2 separate regions of the Homo sapiens genome follow, and region 2 is linked to region 1. Evidence: read pairs that join two places in POLR2A ChIA-PET (ENCODE). Cell type or tissue: MCF 10A. All regions are shown on one strand. Links, peaks and the distances in the headings refer to the core of each region. The heading gives the core; the rest is flanking DNA.

What was found. ChIA-PET counts read pairs that join two places held together with the same protein. Peaks named below come from ENCODE experiments on the same cell type or tissue, not always from the same donor. Only the 100,000 strongest peaks of a DNase experiment are listed, where the experiment ranks them.
Region 2: POLR2A ChIA-PET joins it to region 1 with 5 read pairs; 2 of 35 experiments call an interaction of 5 or more read pairs at or near these places.

The regions. Positions count from the first base shown.
Region 1 is chr3:99,503,631-99,509,016 of GRCh38, forward strand. The region is part of intron 1 of LOC105374007 (a long non-coding RNA gene); the gene reads right to left. LOC105374005 (a long non-coding RNA gene) reads right to left here. Exons shown (of 5, transcript XR_007095985.1): 4 at 2,269-3,956. Among named protein-coding and RNA genes, the nearest start is that of COL8A1, 130 kb to the right of the region's middle. In MCF 10A, for the core only: no CTCF peak of the experiment used is centred there; DNase peaks (open chromatin) are centred at 821 and 2,531.
Region 2 is chr3:99,606,288-99,611,673 of GRCh38, forward strand. No RefSeq gene overlaps it. Among named protein-coding and RNA genes, the nearest start is that of COL8A1, 30 kb to the right of the region's middle. In MCF 10A, for the core only: no CTCF peak of the experiment used is centred there; no DNase peak of the experiment used is centred there.

The DNA.
Region 1 (5,386 bases), core at 330-5,329:
AGTGGAGTGATCGGGGAACACAAAATCCCGGACACTTCTGGCTGTCTGCACAGCTCCAGAAGAGTTGCAAGTGAGGACTGTTAGGAGAAAATCAAACAAACAAAAGAGGGGAAGCTCACAGACATAAACAGTAAAAGGGATTTGAGGGAATCTGGGCAGAGTAATAGCACAGTCCACTGTGGGTTTAGCTTTACAGAAAACAGACTTTGAAAAACAGAATATTAAGGCTACCAATTCAAAGCCCAATACCAAAACTACTGAAATGTTTGCAAAAAGAATGTCATGGTGTAAGTGTGAAAAGTAGTTGAAGGAGAAAGATCAAATGGACCCTTACTATATGGTTGTTCAAAGGTGGCTTAAAATATAAAATTCTATTGAGCAAATCACATGGCTCAATTAAGGCCAACACTAAATTAATTCTGACTGTTACTGACTAGCCACAAAAGACGTAAGACAAATCTTTTCACATTACTGAGTCCCAAGCTGCTTTTTAAATGGAGGGATAGGAGATAAGGTTATAATAACAATTAACATGTATTTGTATATTTATACTGTGCCAGGTGCTAAGTGGTTAGCCTAGATGATCTCATTACAAGTTAGTGTTATAAATCTCCCCATTTCATAGGTCACACAAGCTAGTAAAGGGCAGAGCCATGGTTTAAACCTAAACATGTCAGTTTCAAAAACTGGGTGTTAAACTGTTCCAATACTGCTTCCCAGAGGGAATCCACGTCATTTATAGCTCTGGAATTCAACTGTTTGAACTCATGCCCTATGAGTTCACATGTGGCAGATGTAAGAAAAGAGGGACACAGAGTAAACAAAGACATTCATAGACAGGATACTGTCTCCACATTGCACAACTCCTAGGGACACTGGTTACCACCTGCATCCGCCATCTAGGGTTTTGCATTGCTGGGATATTCAACAAGGCCCTGATTAAGCAAGTTTAGATGATTCCTGCCATCTCAATTCCTGATGATGTGCCTAACCAATATGTTGTAAACTTAGTTGGGTGGATTAGCTTTAGAAAAAGCTAATTGAGATGTCAAGGCCTAAAGACCACATTTTCCTTTTTTTCTTTTTTTTTAAGCCTTTCTTTTCTATTGCAAGTTACTAAGGAATTTGCTGGCTGTCCAAGTAATTCTTAATATTTTTTAAATCCAAGGTTTTCCCTAACTTAGTGTGCTGCCTGTCTCCAATAACAAAGGCCTTCAGACCACACTAAACACAAATGTCACCTTAAAAGCTTGTACCATTTATGATGGCAGTGAGGGGAGTAGGTTAAGGGTGAAAAGGTTTTCACCTCACACACACATCATACAGGAAACTTATTTATGTGTTAAGCACTACCCATGACTTTGGCCTAGATTTAAGGCCTGAAAATTAGCATAAAATTTGTGTTCTATTAAAGTACTTTTCAGACAGATTTGACTTTGTCAAAGAACTCAAAACATTTTAACATGAAGATTTATTCCCACATTCTTGGGATAGATCTCCATTATAGAAATTATCAAATTATTATTATCTGTTTATATAAATTTATGAATGCTTCCTCTTGAAGGTAATCTCTTTGAGGACAGAAGCCATGACCTAGGTGTCTCTCTTTCCCCAGGTCTGGAATATGACAGCTACTCACTGTCAAGGAATTAATGAGTCTATAGTACTATGCAGCACTGAGCATGTTCTCCTATCTCCTCAAAGAAGAGAGAGAACCCTTACATTTACTTATCAGAGAACTGAGAAAATGAAACCACATTCTTCATGTGTGAAGAATCAAGTGACATTGTACCCTAGGGACTCAATAAGGCTACTCCATCTTGCAAAAAAAAAGATATCTTACTAGAAATATTAAAATAAAATGTCAAGATGTGTATTAAACTCGGTTGGACCAGAAATGTATATTTTTTATTCAAGCATGAAAAGGATATGTATCCATCCAATGTGGTTTTCAGAGCCTATGTCCCCATGTAGGGGAAAAAATTCTCCCTCACCACTCGCCTCGAGACCCACCCTTAGAGCTTTATTTTTTTTAGCACAGTGTTTAGGGTGGAATGGAAATCCCTGTGGGATAGGAAACACTTTAACCTTTAACTGTAGTTATCAATCACTTATAATGTAATATGAATAAAAGCTCTCAGAGCAGAATTTTTATCAAAAGCACTGAGGATGTGAAAGTGTAGTTACACTTATATCAAGGATTATATAGTAAAATGAAAAAAGAGCAGAGTTTTTCTGAAGTCACATTTCACCTCTTCACTGACTTACTTTGGGCTGGCCTTGATTGGAACCAGGAGGCCATTCGTCTGTGGGCATCAGGACCAACCCTCCCCTCCAAAGCAGAAACTCAAAATACACTGCAGTCTTCAACCATTCTTTCTGTGGGCCCAATGCACAGCTGCTGTTGCTTCCTCCTCAGTCTGGGGAATCACCCAAAGATCATTAGATTCAGAATGACTTGGCAAACCAAAATCTTAAGAGAGTGCAGTCGCGTGGCCCAGTCACTATTCCACAAGTCCTCGGTTGTGAGTCACAGTCAGAGTACTTCACAGACCTTAGCAAGTGATGTAATAATCTGGAGCCCGAGAATTGTGAAATCGAGGATTTGCCACCAATTAACCGTGTAACTGTAAGGCTTTGGTTTCCTTAAATGTTAAATATATATATATATATGAGGGGAGGGGAGATACTGCATAATCAAATAAAAGTAGGAAATGCTTCATTAAAAGAAACTTAATACTTTTTTTTTTTTATTTTGGGAATCCCCAAAGCCTATAATATGTTAATATGAACTGCAAATCTCCAGGAGGGGAAACAGTGTCCCAGGTTTCCCAACCTCATTTCATTTTGGAACCCTATTTTCTTTTTTCTTTTTTTTTTTTTTTTTTTTTTGAGATGAAGTCTCACTCTTTCACCCAGGCTGGAGTGCAGTGGCGGGATCTTGGCTCACTGCAACCTCAGCCTCCCAGGTTCCAGTGATTCTCCTGCCTCAGCCTCCCAAGTAGCTGGGACTACAGGCACGTGCCACCATGCCCAGCTAATTTTTGTATTTTTAATAGAGACAGGGTTTCACCATGTTTACCAGGCTGATCTTAAACTCCTGACCTTGTGATCCACCCACCTCGGCCTCCCAAAGTGCTAGGATTACAGGCATGAGCCACCGCACCCAGCTGGAACTCTATTTTCAAATATCATTTTCTAGAACTCGTATTCTACTGGTTACAATTTGGAAAATGCTAGACTAAGTGATCCCCAAAGGCCTCCAAGCATTAATATTCTAAAATTTTACTCTCTGATTCTTTTCTTCCCCCTTTAATCCTAATAAGGAGCTCCACATGAGATTCTGCATATCCAAACTCTTTGCAAACTTAAAAATACCAAAAAACTGTTAGCTATTATAACATGGGGGCAGGACCAGGGAGATGAAGCGTATCCTGTCAACACCCTGAGAACATGGGTAACAGTCTCCACTAGAAAATCTCTGACCTGCAATTATGTCTTTTTGTAATGTGCTTAATTACATACTTAGAAAATAAATTCTAGAATTCCAGCACAATTTTTGTTTAAGGAAATAAGAAAATCCTTTGTTTTGCATAAACGGTGTTACAACTAATTAAGGGAGAAATTAGCTGCCAGGTTACATGAAAAGATAAGACCTGATTCCATGACATCTTCTTTGCATTCATGAGAAGCGAGCTGATGGTCTGCTGCCTGTGTGGTGTTTAGCTCAGCCTCCACTGACTGGGACTCATTAGCCAAGGGTTACAAAAAATGTAACCAATGCTTTTTCCAGATATTCCACCGCAAACCAAGTAAGACGGTGTCTGTCCCTTGCCTTGAAGGCCTGGGTCTGAGCCACTCACGATGCTCCCTCCAGCTCAGCCTGCGGCATGGGATTTTCATTAGATGGCGTTCCTTGTATTCAAGCAAGTCCTGCTGGGGTATAAATACCGCTCCTTTGTTTTTGGAGAAGTGAAGAAGGAGGTAAGCATGTTAATAAACAGCTATTCATTAACTTTTTAAATAATTTTAATGTTCAATAAACTTCTTGTTCTAGTCTTGTTTTTCCTAAGAATAAATCAACATATATTCCAAGTGGCTTTGGGAAGTGGCTAAATATTGCCCATGCTTTTTCCCTTAGTGAAAGTTCCTCCCATTTTGTGATTTGAGAGGCTTATTCACAAGTAGCATTCACCAGAAGAGCCACAGAACTGCTGATGCTTGCAAGGCTCAGGATAATGGGATATGAAATACAGACATTAGAGGCCCAAGTGAACACAAAAAGCCACACGCAGCCCAAGCCCAAGGTCTAAATTTCACTGTTCTGGAACTGCTATGGGCAGTCCCAAGGCCAGGGTGGGCAAAGGAGGCTCCTTCAATGTGGGATACCCTCCCCAGCTCTCCCCATTTTCCTCTTGGAGATACTCTGTTAGTTTAGAGAGCAATAGCAGATTCTCTGTCTCTGGATGGCTGCTGTTAAAATCTACAAGAGTTTCTTACCTTACATTTACTTATCAGATTAAACTGTCCTTTCAGAAGAACTAAGAAAATGAGACCACGTCTAAGGAGCATTATTATGGGGCATGAGATTGGATCCTGATAGGACCTGGGTGGCAGAGAGTGGCAAGGACTAGACACAAGGGCAGCCCACAGGATATTCACATTTCATGGGGCCTTGCCAACCAGAGCAGGAGTGAAGAAGTTAGAAGAGTATGTCAAAGAGAAATTCCAAAAGGGAACTCTGAACAGGAAGGTGGCCAGCTTCACAGGGAAATAAGTGCTTCCCCAGCAAGCCCTGCCCAGCCCCCAAATCAAGCTCTAATGAGAGTTCTTCCAGTCCAAACAGTATCCACACTCTCAAGCAAGGAAACAAAAAGGGAAAACAGCAAACCTAAGTCACTTTAACAATATAGCTCTTCCATGTTCTGGACACAAGAAGGACAAGATTTTAGAGAGAATGACACAAAAGCACACATTTTCTCAACAATCAGAGGTTCCATATACCTGAACTGTTGCCAATTCAATTCAAGTAGAAGTTTATGCCCCAGGGATAGTGACTTTGCTAGTGCCCAGAATAGAGTGGAAGGGCTCTGGTAAGAGAGAGGTGAAAATTAAAAGTGACAGTATCATGTTTTGGAAACATCATTGTAAGGAAAATAATCAACAGGACAAATATACTGAGGATCCAGACACTTCTCTTAGTAAATTGGTTGAGAGAAAGGGAAATAAACAACTGAGCTGGGTAGCCTTGTTTTCCTCCCATTGAGACTGTCTCCTCAAATATCACACATCCATCCTCAGCAGTGACAACTCCAAACCTTGGTGGTTCTGTACTTTTGCCACAGACTTTATTCTTGAGAAGCCAAGAGCAGCAGAAAACCTAACT
Region 2 (5,386 bases), core at 313-5,312, 100 kb after region 1:
ATCAGGATACAGCATCTGTTATTTTTTGACTTTTTAGTAATAGCCATTCTGATTGATGTGACTGGGCATGGTGGTTTGCATCTTAATCTTGGATTCTTGGGAGGCTGAGGCCAGGAGTTTGAGATCTGCCTGGGCAACATAGCGAACTATCAGCACACCACTATATTCCAGCCTAGGCAACAGAGCGAGACCCCATCTCTAAAATAAATAATTAAATAAAGAACGGGTTTTTTTTTTAGAACAGCTGTTAAATTAGCAGAACCTACTTAGCTCTAGCTTTCAAATAGTCCAAACTTTTTAAACTTTTTCAACTTTCTGTCAGACAAATTAAGTCATTAAAACAAACTTACATAAGGAATTTGCTCTAAAGGTATTCCTGTATGTCCTGGGATCAGGATTCTATGTATTCAAATCTCACACAAACAATTCTAAACCAAGGATAGTCTATTATTTACTGATTAAGGATTAAAATGGCCCCCATAGCCTCATGGATACCAAAGTAGGAGCATACATTGATGTATGTTAGAATGATTTTCAATACTAAAAGCTTTGTCCCTTAACATTACAGCAAAAATTAACCAAACAATACTAACTTCTAATATTCCAATAAACCGAGATTTTAAGATATTGAATACAATAGAAATCCATTACGATCTTTAGTATGTCTAACAACTGAGCATCAGTTTCCTAAAGTACACCTGCATTGAGATAACATCACTAATCCTACATTCAACAGTAGTTATACCTAGTCAAGTAACTTCAAGTCTTTAAGTATCACCTTTCTTAGGCTTAAAATAGAGCTGGTGAGCATTCAGCTAAGTGAGTTTTAAAGTCCTTCCCAACTGTGAAGTTATTTGATTATGTGGATTCTATAACACTATTTGTGTATCACCCGAATATTAATCCTGTCCTCTGGCAATAAAAGAAAAAAAAGCACAAAATAAAATCCTATACAACCTCTCCAGTGTGCTAAAACCCTGTAATTCTCATTGACTCTAAAAGCAGTTCTGCAGATGTGAGAGGAAGAACATAAATAGTGTGCACCTCTGCAAAGTGAAACTGAGTGACTGTGAGCCAGCCAGCTGCACCAAGAATGACTTCAATTGAGCTATGAGTTGGTAGCTGGTTCTCAAACCAGCTGTGCCACAATCCTTGATCCAGTCTTATTTGCAACAAGAATGTGTATGGAGACCCAAGGGAAAACATTTATTTGCCTGCAAGAGATTAAAGATAGAGATACCACAACCAATTTGCAAGTCATTGGTGATTATAAGAAATTTCTCAAAACAGAAATATTTGCTGAGTATTTTGTTTTTTGTTTTGTGTTGTTTTGTTTTAAACCAATACCCAGTTGAGTATCTACAATGTATCCGAATAGTAATAAACACTGTGGAGATAGAAAGATGAATAAGCCATAGCTCTTGCCTTCAACTCTGTAGGGGAAATAAGACATACACAAATAGATACAACACAATGCAGTAGGGATGGGCCTACAAATAATGGAGACAACATTCTTTAAGAATCAAAGTAGGTTTTTGGCTGGTCATCATCGAGTCATTTTGACCTACATCACATAATCATTAAAGATATTTATACACATACACACTGGTTGCAAGCCAAGAAATATGACCATGGCAATTAAACATTTTAAGAAAACAATAACAAATTAAACAAAGTTGGTGAAAATTTAGCGAGGTTTGTAATTATAACTCTAGTTCTATCCCATTAACAAAGGTATTGGAATTTGGTGTTTTAGAGATTAGTAAATCTGATCAAAGTAGACATTTCATACATGTCACTCTATTAAATGAAATGTGTTTTTGAAAACACTAAACCAAAAGCAAAATGGATGACCTCACCCCAACATGCTATTCTTGGAATTTCTGACAGTCTTGTTTAATACTGTTTCATTGTCTTCTTATCAAAAAAAATTTTTAATGGAGTCCTTCGTATCTTTAGTGGAAATGGTATATTTAGTAGAAAATACAGAATAAACCTAAATTCTTATATACAGACAACTTAAACTTCCTTATGAGATTGACCATATGCATGTAACTATTCTCTCCAAAAAATGTGCTACAATGTCAGTAGAGGAATAAAAAGATATCAGTTCTAAAAAACAAAAAAATTATGAGAAAGACAACATCAGAGTATGAGAAATTTCAGCAAATTTTTGGATAACTAATGGAGTGGTGGTAACTAAGCTTATGGAGGAATACAATCTCAAGTGCCTCGAAAGGTCTTAGGTCAGGTTCCTTAGAAGCAGAGCCTGAAATGGAGATTCCTGCGTAAATGACGTATTGATGAAATACCCTCAGGAGAAACTCATAGGAAAATGAAGGATGTTGGCTAGAGCATAAGAAAAGGCTAGGCAAAAATGTGATTTCAGAGAAGTCTAGCTTCAGCCCGATCCCACAAAGAGTGCTGGAGGATAAATAGTACCAAAAAGTTATCCCTTCCAGACAAAAGAATGCCGGGCTATTACACCACTGCATCAGTCAGTTACAGGTCTGCCCCAGGCAGAGGGAGAGAAGTGTGATCTCCCATGTATCTCTGAACCAACAAGCTCCCCTTTGCCAAGGACAATCTTTCAAGGAAGTGTACAGGTGTGAGCCACTAGAGCAGCAAGCATCTCCAACAGCTGGAGGCTGGGTGTACTCCCTTAGTAAAGGGAATCTGGGCAAGGTACCAACAGTATCTTCTCTAGCCATCACTTACACAGCTTAGTCCACTTGCTTCTCACTTTAAATATACTCCATCTGGTCACTGCTTCTTCAGGGTTCTGGTTGGTTGCAATTTCCAGTAAAATTTACAGGAGGAGAGTTACTGGGGATGAGCTTCTGCCTCCCTGCTGAAATAGGTTTCAAGACCTTAACTAATATACATCTTCCTCTTCTTCCATCCTTTCTAGATTTCCTCCCCTTCTGATAACACTTCTGATAATTTAGGTGACTTAGCTATTGGGAAGACACAGGCCTTCATCCTTGAGTAGTCAAAGCCCCTTGTTAGCAAGCCTTTATTGTTTCATTTGCCAGTTTACAATTGAGATTGGGTGTCACTTTATCAAGAGATATCCCACTGGCCCAGTGGATCATCTAAGTGCCAAACGTATTCCTCCCTGCCTTTTCATATGGCAGTAATTTTACCACTTCAGTGGTGAAAAGGGTCAAAATTAGCCTTCCCAATAGACAATTCCTTTCTTTGCCTGCTGGTAGGCCACAATGCCAGGTGTCAGCTATAGTTTTGTTTTTATTTGGTTTCTCTTAGCCACTAGGCCACCAGGGATGTAGTTTTAAATTAGGTTGAACGCTTTCTGTGATCCCAGGTGAAAGAATTTCCCTTGTGGGAACCAGGATCTCTAGACTCACGGAGCTAGAGCTTCATGGTAATGTGAATCAGATCATGCTTACTTATATCCCTTAATTTCTCTTTTTATTATTACCTTTTATTTAGGTTCAGGGGTATGTGTGCAGGTTTGTTATATAGGTAAGCTGCATGTCACAGTGGTTTGATGTACAGATAATTTCATCATCCCTAGTAATAAACATAGTACCTGATAGGTATTTTTTTGATCATCTCTCTCCTCCCACTCTCCACCCTCAAGTAGGCCCCAGTGTCTGTTGTTCACCCCCTAATATCCCTGAGTTCTCATTATTTAGTTCCCACTTATAAGTGAGAATATGCTGTATTTGGTTTTCTGTTCCTGTGTTAGTTTGCTTAGGATGATGGCCTGCAGTTCTATCCATGTTGCTGCAAAGGATATTATCTCATTCATTTTTACGGCTGCATAGTATTCCATGGTGTATACGTGCCACTTTATCCAGTCTACCACTGATGGGCATTTAGGTTGATTCTACATCTTTTCTTTCTCTTTTTTGAGACGGAGTCTTGCTCTGTCGCCCAGGCTGGAGTGCAGTGGCGCAATCTCGGCTCACTGTAAGCGATTCTACATCTTTTCTATTGTGAACAGTACTGCAATGAATATATGCCTGCATGTGTCTTTATGGTAGAACAATTTATTTTCCTTTGAGTGTGTATCCAATAATGGGATTACTGGGTCAAATGGTAATCCTGTTTTAAATTCTTTGAGGAATTGCCACACTGCTTTCCATAGAGGCTGAACCCCCACCAGCAATGTATAAGTGTTTCCTCTTCTCCCCAAACTTGCCAGCATCTGTTATTCTTTGGCCTTTTTCTAATGGCCACTGTGAATAGTGTGAGCTGGCATCTCATTGTGGTTTTGATTTGCATTTCTCTAGTGATCAGTGATATCGGACTTTTTCATATGCTTGTTAGATGCATGTATGTCTTCTTTTGAAAAGTGTGTGTTCATGTCCTTTGCCCACTTCTTAATGGAGTTGTTTTTAGCTTGTAAATTTGTTTAAGTTCTTTATAGAGGCTGGATATCAGACTTTTGTCAGATGCATAGTTTACAAATATGTTCTCCCATTCTGTAGGTTTTCTCTCTACTTTGTTAATGGTTTCTTTTGATGTGCAGAAGCTCTTTAGTTTAATTAGAGCCTATCTCTCAATTTTTGTGTTTGCTGCAATTGTTTTCGATGTCTTCATCCTAAAATCTTTGCCAAGTCCTAAGTCAAGATAGAATTTCCTAGGTTATCTTCCAGAGTTTTTATAGTTTGAGGTTTTACATTTAAGTCTTTAATCCATCTTGAGTTGACCTTTGTATATGGTATAAGGTAAGGGTCCAGTTTCATTCTTCTGTATGTGGCTAACCAGTTATCTAAACACCATTTACTGAATGAGGAGTCCTTTCCCCATTGTTTGCTTTTGCCAGCTTTGTCGAAGATCAGATGGTTGTAGGTATATGGCATTATTTCTGACTCGTCTATCCTGTTTAATTGGTCTATGTGTCTGTTTTTGTACCAGTACCATGCTGTTTTGGTTACTGCAGCCCTATAACATAGTTTGAAGTTGGATAAGTGATGCCTCCAGCTTTGCTCTTTTTGCTTAACATTGCCTTGGCTATTCTGGCTCTTTTTTGGTTCCATATGAATTTTAAAATAGTTGTATCTAATTCTGTGAAGAATGTTATTGGGAATGTGATAGGAATAGCACTGAACCTGTACATTGCTTTGGGCAGTATGGTCATTTTAACAATATTGATTCTTCCTATCTATGATCATGGAATGTTTATCTATTTGTTTGTGTCATCTGATTTCTTTGAGAAGCGCTGTAATTCTTGTTGTAGAGACCTTTCACATCCCTGGTTAACTGTATTTCTAGGTATTTTTTTGTGTGGCAATTGTGAATGGAATTGCCTTCTTGATTTGGTTCTCCGCTTGGCTGTCGTTGGTGTATAGGAATGCTAGTGATTTTGTACATTGATTTTGTATCCTGAAACTTTGCTCAAGTTGTTTACCAGATC